Regions from separate parts of the Homo sapiens genome. Here region 2 is linked to region 1. Evidence: chromatin contacts called from ENCODE Hi-C or POLR2A ChIA-PET data. All regions are on one chromosome and are shown on one strand. Each heading gives the region's core, a stretch centred on a gene start or an enhancer-like site at or near the end of the contact. The rest is flanking DNA. Distances are from core to core; before and after follow the strand shown.

Region 1 (3,886 bases), core at 563-3,062:
TCAAGACCAGCCTGAACAACATGGTGAAACCCTGTCTCTGCTAAAAATACAAAAATTAGCCAGGCGTGGTGCCAGGTGCCTGCAGTCCCAGCTACTTGGGAGGCTGAGGCAGGAGAATTGCTTGAATCTGGGAGGCGGAGGTTGCAGTGAGCCAAGATCACACCACTGAACTCCAGCCTGGGCGACAGAGCAAGACTCCGTCTCAAAAAGAAAAAAAGAGAAGTATTTAAGTCTCCACCTCCTGCCAAATAACAGTGATTGCAGCTTTTAATAAAATATTGCTTTCATCTTTACCCATCAAGTTTGGAAAACCTTAAAGTATCTGACTATCCACAGCATTGCTGAGGATGGGGAGGTCTTCGCAGATCAAGGCCTGAGTTGCCTTCATTTAGTTGGCTTTGACCTTGCTTAAGCTGCGACATGAAGAACAAGTAGAAGTTCAGAGGATAGGAGGGGATGGAGCTGATAAAAGAGAGTGGTCAGGGGAGAGAAAAGAGCCTGGTGGGGAAACAGGAGGTGCGAAGGGCTCAATAGCAGGTGAGTGTGCTGAAGGAGCAGCTGATGTCGCCGTAGTGAGAGCCAGGAAAGTGTGCATAAGTAGTAGTTCCTGACCAGTGGGGAAAAAAAAGCTTTTCTGTCCAGGTTCTGATTCCAACAAGGCGCCTGCTGTCTCTGCTGCTCCCCAAAAGGAACACGGGTAGCGATGGCGACAGCTATGAAGAGACCAAGAAATATCCCAACCCCATTCTTCAAATGCTGGAATTCACAACTCCTGCCATTATAGCAAATCTCCAAAAGTAACCATGTTCAGAAAAGCTGGCAGAAATTAATGAGTTCTCAACTTTGGCAGGGGAATTTCATGGGGTTTTGTGGAGTCCATGTACAGAATACAAACTTCCTACTCTAAGTGCTTGACCTCACAGAGGCCGGCCTCAACAATGGCCATGCATGGATGGAGTTAAAATGCCCAGGTTTCAAGTCAGCAGTATGCAACAAGACCTTCAATACATCAGTTATGTTAAATAGAAGTTTTTATTTGAAGGCAATTAATTGCAGCCGCAACATATAAATACTTTAAAAAGGAAACAAACTACTGGTTAGATAGTAGACAGAGTTGTTTTTTCAATCTGTCTTTCTAGTGCAGCCAGAAAATAAAAAGCTAAAATCTTGTAAATAATATTTAACAATATGGAGCAAGTCTCAAAATACACTAAGTGAAAACTTGATCAAACAGCATACTAATTAAAATTTCCATACGATGACACATGTACTATGAAAATATAAAACTCAGCAGGCAATACTCTAAAATATTCACATTTGTTATCTCTGACAGGCATGGTTTTAGGTGGTTTGCTTTTCTTGTTACCCTTTTCTGTTTTTTTTCAAGTGTTTAAAAATAAACATGTAATATTGTCACAGTCAGGGGAAAAAGAATATTCATAACAGCCTACATTTTACATGGCAATGAGTATTCCTGAACTGGGTGTGCATCTGAATCACACAGCGGTCTTTGTGCAAATAAACGAAGGGCCAATTTTCCTGAGTGTTTGAGAAAAAATAAAGTTTTTCTGTGAGATTTATCTGTCCATGTCTTTGGGCACAAAAACACAGACACAGATACACATGTTTTTTTTTTTCCTGTTGTGCAACCCTAGAATATTTGGGCGTTTGGCTCCAAGTCTGAAATTCCAGTTGTTGCCTCCAAATCTGGGAGCCCTTTACGTCCGTGAAACACAAGCTGCAGCTCCCCTGGAAGAACACGCTCCTCAGCTTCCTGCCTCATTGCAAAGAAAACTGCCCTTGTGTGCATAGCCCTCACCACCAGGGCCAGCAAATGAGAACAGCTTGGAAAAACAGCGAGATGCTTGCAATAGTTTGTTTGGTGTCTCAGAAAATAAAATCCATCTTTCTTCACCAGATGAGAGTCATCGCTTTCAGATGATTTTGGAAGAGGAGTCATTCCCTACATTGAATCTGGAAGGCTGGCTGGGTTTCCAGGACTGTGTTTTCATGGACATGAAGAAGAATTTTACGAGAAAAACAATTGCAGAGGGCTTGATTTCTATAGGATTTTTATCTCCTGCAGATTCTTCCAGCTGGACCCTTCTTCCAGATGTTTGTGAGACCTATTTAATCAGATTCTCCAGGGATGGGGCTCTGGCATTCACTTTCGCAAGGTTTACAGGTGATTCTGATGTATAGCAAAGTTTGAGAATGCCTGCTACAGCAGGACGACAAAGGGGGGCTTTATGTAGAAAAACAATGGCAATGAAAGCACACATTGCATTTGCAGTAGAGATATTTAAAGGCAATCTTAAAAATGATTTTTTAAGAAGACTGTCTCCTTGGCTAGAAAGGGTTGCATACCATTATTTCACTTCATTCACAGATCCCTCTCACAGTCTGAATAGAAACAATGAAGCAACCCTAAGGCACACTCAGTCAGGGCCCTAGGATGCCACATAAATCAGCTCAGGGCAAGCTGGCCCAAGTGAGGGTGAGTGCCGCAGAGGTGAAACAGCCCGTCTGGTGACCAAACGCTTTTTGCCTATTAACTGCACGTGTTGACTTTGTGTGGGGACCTGGAGAGTCCAGTCGCCACAAACACGGGGGTCAACAGCCACTTGGCAGCCTCTTCACCCTGAGCAAGTGCTGAATTAAATACAACTAGCATTTAAACAGCTCAGCATCCTCCTGGAGAGCCACTCTGCGAGGTGGGGTAAACACATGCCCTGATTTGTGAATGGGGTTTAGGCCCATTGCCCAGGTGTAATTCTTAATAGCACCCCCTTCACACTCAGAAGTACCCTGGTTTTGTAGATAAGTTGTATGATCACCTGGCTTCAAGGTGAAGGTGATGGCCTGTTGGCTTAGGGAGCTGAGGCGGGGGAGGAGAGCTGATAATTCCTCTGCACTCCCACAAAACAGTTATGAAGCAATCGTAGTGCTTCCAGCACAGCCACAGCTCCCTCCTTTAGCAAGCAGCAAAAAGAACTCCTTGGGAAAACTCCCTCCTCATTCTTTCTCCCCACCCCCTTGCACTCTCTCTCTCTATATATGTATTTAACTCTTTCAGTTTCTTTAATATCCATCATTGTCATCTGAGCAGCACAACGGAGTAACTGTATGTCAATTTTCACTTTGTAGCATACACTCTTTATTCCCAAATTACCCCAGTAACCCAAATAAGAAAGGAGAAAATGCACAAAGAATTACTGTGGCCATCTGGAATGCATAATGTGGAAAGATCTGCAATACATTACATGGTCTGGAAAGTGGCTGGTTGAATTCCAGAGAGCTCAGATAGACTTCAAAGTCTGGCTGTACATCAGTGAAACTGCTGATCTGCTCCAATATTTAAAGTGGGTGTAGATGAATGAATTTATTACAGTTTTTATCTTCTGGGCTCAGATGGGGAAATGGGATCATAGTCAGGCTCTCCTTTAATTTCATGCTGAATTTTTTTCTTAGATTTTATTTTTCTCCACCTTAATGCTGTACTATTTCTTAATTTTTCTTTTGAACTGAAACGTACCTTCCTGAAAACTGACTGATGTGCATTAATAAAGTAACTCTGTAGAGACTAATGGCCTAATCACGAGCTATTTTGCATAAAGGATCTCAATTCCAAATATATGTATATAAAACTCCTGACTTTTCTCTCTCTCTCTGTCTCTCTGATGGAGCAAGTCAATAGATCTGAACTCAACTGCATGGAATTTATTTCTAGAGTTGAATTTGGGTGATATCTAGTTATAGTTGCTGATTAAAAATATAAATAAAAGCAGGACTCAGGAAATATTTGGAAACACTTGATTTAAGTCAAGAGTCTGCTGTCAGGAACTCCCTTCAGGAAGAGATGAAAGAGCAATTCTTTAGGTTCAAC
Region 2 (3,886 bases), core at 827-3,326, 43 kb before region 1:
AATTCCTTAATGTCATCCCAAACCCAGCCTTATTCCAGTTCTTCTAATTGTCTTTTCATGGTGGTTGCTTGAATCACGATTCAAGTGAAGTCCACCAATTACCTTTGGTTGTTATGTCTCTGATGTCTCTTTTATTCAACAACAGCTCCTCTGTTTTTTTTTTTTTTTTAATACCATTGATTTGTTGGTGAAACCATTCGTTTTCCCTGTAGAACTCAATATCCTTGCAATAAATTCCCTTTCTGCTTAAATCAGCCAAACTGGACTTCAGTTGATTGCAACTAAGAATTGTGACTGAAACACAAGCCTTTTAGGGTTCCCAGTTTTACAGAGGAGGAAATTGAGGTTCATAGGGGTTAAGTAACTTGCTAAGTTTTCAAAGCTAGTAAGTGTCACAGCTGGAATTGAAATTCAAGGCTCTCTCACTCAATGTCTATTCTATAATCATCAGACTTTCTCCTAGCTCCCTTCCAGTGCTAACATTCTAATATTTCATGCCCCTTTCCTCAGTCCTCAATTCATTTCAGTCAGCAGGACACCTCAGGGGTCCAGAACACCTGGGTTCCCACTGCCAGCAATGATGATCTCTGCTCAGCTCAGCTGCTCCCTGAAACCACTGACTGGGGACAGGAAAGGGGTCCAATAATTGTTGGCTTTGTTACAGTCCATTACGCTTCCTGCCAGAATACAGTTGCAGATGTGGGTAAACAGAAATGTAATCTATGCATGTATCTTTATCTTAACTAAGCCAGTGGTTCTCAAAGTGCAGGCCCCAGAACAGCAGCATCAGCATTACCTGGGAATTTGTTAGAATTCCCTGGACCCACTGAGTCAGAAACTGTGGGGGTGGGGACCAGCCATCTATGTTTTAACAAGCCTTCTTCATGATTCTGTTCAAGTTTGAGGACCACTGCAGGAGGCCTTACCACCTGTGCCTTCCCATAACATCACATTCCTTAAAAATATAAAGTTGCTGTTCTTTTCTCTACCTGCTCACATAGAATTTCCAACATTGCACATTGAGTGCTCTTTCTTTAGTAGCTAGAAATCTTTTATCTACCACTGAGTTTGCTGGTAGACTTTGGTATTTATAAAAATGTTATTCTTTTTTGAAATGTCATTATAATTTAATCTCTCATTTCTTATATTAAAATCACAGCATTGAATGAAGTCCCACATCTCAGACACTAAGGCCTTGTTCTTACTTTGTGAGACTCGTATTTGTTGGAGCTAGAAACTCTGGCTTTCAGGCAAATGGCTCAAGACAACCTTCAAATCCACAGAAACTCATGGAGCGTGTGGGCCTTGCAAAAGAGCCTGTTTGGGCCAGTGGGCTCCCCACCCTTGGCTTGGTCTCTGGTTTCATTCAGCTCTACAGGCAAATGGGAGACAGGGAAGGATCTAGAAAGCCTGAAGAGGCAAATAAAGGTAGGTACGGGAATGTTTGCTGAGTTGAGGGAAGGCCTGAAACTTTGCAAAAATCTTTAAAAGTCATTAAGATTTTTGTGTTCTGGTTGTGGTATTCTGTGGTAAGCCCCATTTGCCCTCTCTTATTTTATGCCTATTTCCTTACACATAACCATTCTGCTAAAATTCCCACGGCTGGATCCTTGCCATCTCATTCATGATGGATAAAACCAGGCACTTGGCTGATGGTCCTGCTGACCTCAGTTGCCCACTCCCGACAGGGCAGCATCTGCCGGCCCTCCCCAGGGCTCCCCTGGGCATCAGCCTCCAGGCCTTGGGACAACACGCCCAGGTCATGGGGCCACACTGACCTGTCCGCAGCAGTGTGTTTGGCTTCCTGCTCAGCCTCAACTCTGTGTTCACATTTCAGGTCCCACTGGGAGATGTGAAAAACTGCAGGAGTGTTCTTTGCAAGGCACCATCTGTTTTTCCTCTCCTGTTCCAGCCTTTTTCCTCCTAATCTTCATTCTTTTCCAGGACACAGTGATACATCAAGAATTATTTAATACTTTCCTTCTCAACCAATTCACAGTTTCCTCCCTCTGTAACTTTCTGGGCCACACTGAATTTCCCGCCAGCGAGAAACAGGCTAATCTTACCACATGATGTCAAATTGCAGCTATGCCGCACGCACACGTAGGCACAGGAGTGCGTGCGCACACTCGCACACAGAATGTCTTTAGGTTTGCCTCACCATTCCACAGTGTTTTCCCTTCAGAAAGTTAATGAAATCTCTCCATGGCACTAAAACCACCAATACTGATTCTACTTAGTAACAAATTGGACGTTTCTGGGAAGGGTTTCCCGTGTAATGTTTGGGCTTAATGTTTGTAGTTTGTGTCGGGTCATGACTTATCCAAGACATCACTCCCCTTCATTAAGTGAAAAGTAAATACATCTCCAGTGTTACAAAAACAAGCTGCTATTTCCCCAGAGTCAGTTATCTGAATCCAAGCCCTCTTTCTTGGAGCCTGAAGACCACAGTCTTTACACAATGAATAGGCACGGATGTGTGTGCCAAGGTGCCTGGCCTAAGAGAACAATGAAAAAAACCCCTCTTTTATCCCCCACCTTCTCTGGGTCTCTCCATTTCTTTTGGGGCTGTCATGGGTTCTTAACATGATATAAGAAGGTGCCTGAGGATCATTTACTTCTCTTGGCATGGGAACGTTGCGGGGGTTTATGCTTCCCCATCAATCTCTGCTCTTGGCTCCTTCTCACCAGGCTCCAGAATGAAAAATGAGAATGCTTCAATCTCGCATATTAAACCATAACTAATTATTATTAGATCGGTTTTCACTTTTTTCCCAACCCAAATGTCAAAGGCAAAGGTCTTAATTTACTAGCTCCAGTGGGCTGCAAGCTAGGGTGAAAAGGAGGACTGGAGATTCCAGGCTGACTGCAATGGGCTCAAAATCTCCAGCAAGCAAAACAGCTTTCGGCCACTTGAAGGCATGGACTCCAGTCTGTTCACCGGATCGCCCCTTACATGCTCTCAATGTTGCTCACATTCTCTGAACAGAGGAAAGATGTCTGCGGGAAGCAGGAGTTGCTCGGCGCTCTGGTATGACACCACGTAAAAGCCAGGCAGGCACTGAGAGTTTAGGGCCACCAAATGTCACAGCTGGAAGAGACCCCTCAGATAGCCTGCGAGCACCACAAACTCCTCCAATTACCAGTGAGCAAACCAAGGTTTGCAGAGGGGCCGGCTATGGTAACAGCCACAAACCTCTCTGTTTCAGGCTTCCTCTTTCCTCAGTGATCTGGACCATGTCCACCTCTTGGCCATCACAGAGCAGAGGAAAGGGTCATGGATCAATGGAAAGTGCAAGAGTAAATCCGGAGGTCTTAAATTCTACTCTTATGTTTTGGCACCTAGAAAAAAATGTAAGCTAATCCAAATCTTATTTATATTAAATTCTCCCAAAAGGCATGGAAAGTCAGAGAATCAGAACAGATACAAACACACTCAGTACACTGTGGAGCCCTGAGTCAGACTGGGCCATTACATCAAACGCTGTTGAGCATGGGGGTAAACAATCTGGGGTCTGAGGTGTGACGGGCCTAGTACTCAGTCCCCACTCTGCCTTTCACAAATGTTAACCTTGGGCAACCACAGTCTCTCCAAAGGCTGAGTTCTGGTTGGTAAAGGAGTAAGAATAGCACCCCGCTTGTGGGATTTCTATGAAAATTTAAAGGGCTTAATAAAGTCCTTAGTACATAAATCTTAGATAATGTTATTATTTCATTACAGTTAATACTAGATGTGGCATTGGGAGAAAATATTCTGGGTGTATTGAGTATCCAATTAAAATTTCTAGAAAACTACTAGGCACTTAAAGACATGAAATTAAGAAATAAATAACTTTATATCATCATGGGACCCTACCTTTTGAGACTCACATCCTCTAAAGGAAAT

The links. Hi-C counts contacts between places; a loop is a spot of excess contacts on that map. ChIA-PET counts read pairs that join two places held with the same protein, here RNA polymerase II (POLR2A). Pooled maps may share reads with other maps.
Region 2: a loop to region 1 is called in a pooled map, with 6 times the contacts of the local background. The contact joins two enhancer-like sites. A Hi-C loop is called at or near these places in 1 of 50 pooled maps. POLR2A ChIA-PET finds 5 or more read pairs at or near these places in 2 of 52 experiments (A673 and BJ).

What each region holds. Positions count from the first base shown.
Region 1 is chr9:86,793,922-86,797,807 of GRCh38, reverse strand. No RefSeq gene overlaps it. Among named protein-coding and RNA genes, the nearest start is that of LINC02834, 88 kb to the right of the region's middle. Within about 2 kb of position 1,812, at least 9 of the 41 ENCODE cell types and tissues checked have a DNase peak (open chromatin) inside an H3K27ac peak, as active enhancers do.
Region 2 is chr9:86,837,166-86,841,051 of GRCh38, reverse strand. No RefSeq gene overlaps it. Among named protein-coding and RNA genes, the nearest start is that of GAS1, 110 kb to the left of the region's middle. RefSeq lists an enhancer at 1,693-2,194. Within about 2 kb of position 2,076, at least 5 of the 41 ENCODE cell types and tissues checked have a DNase peak (open chromatin) inside an H3K27ac peak, as active enhancers do.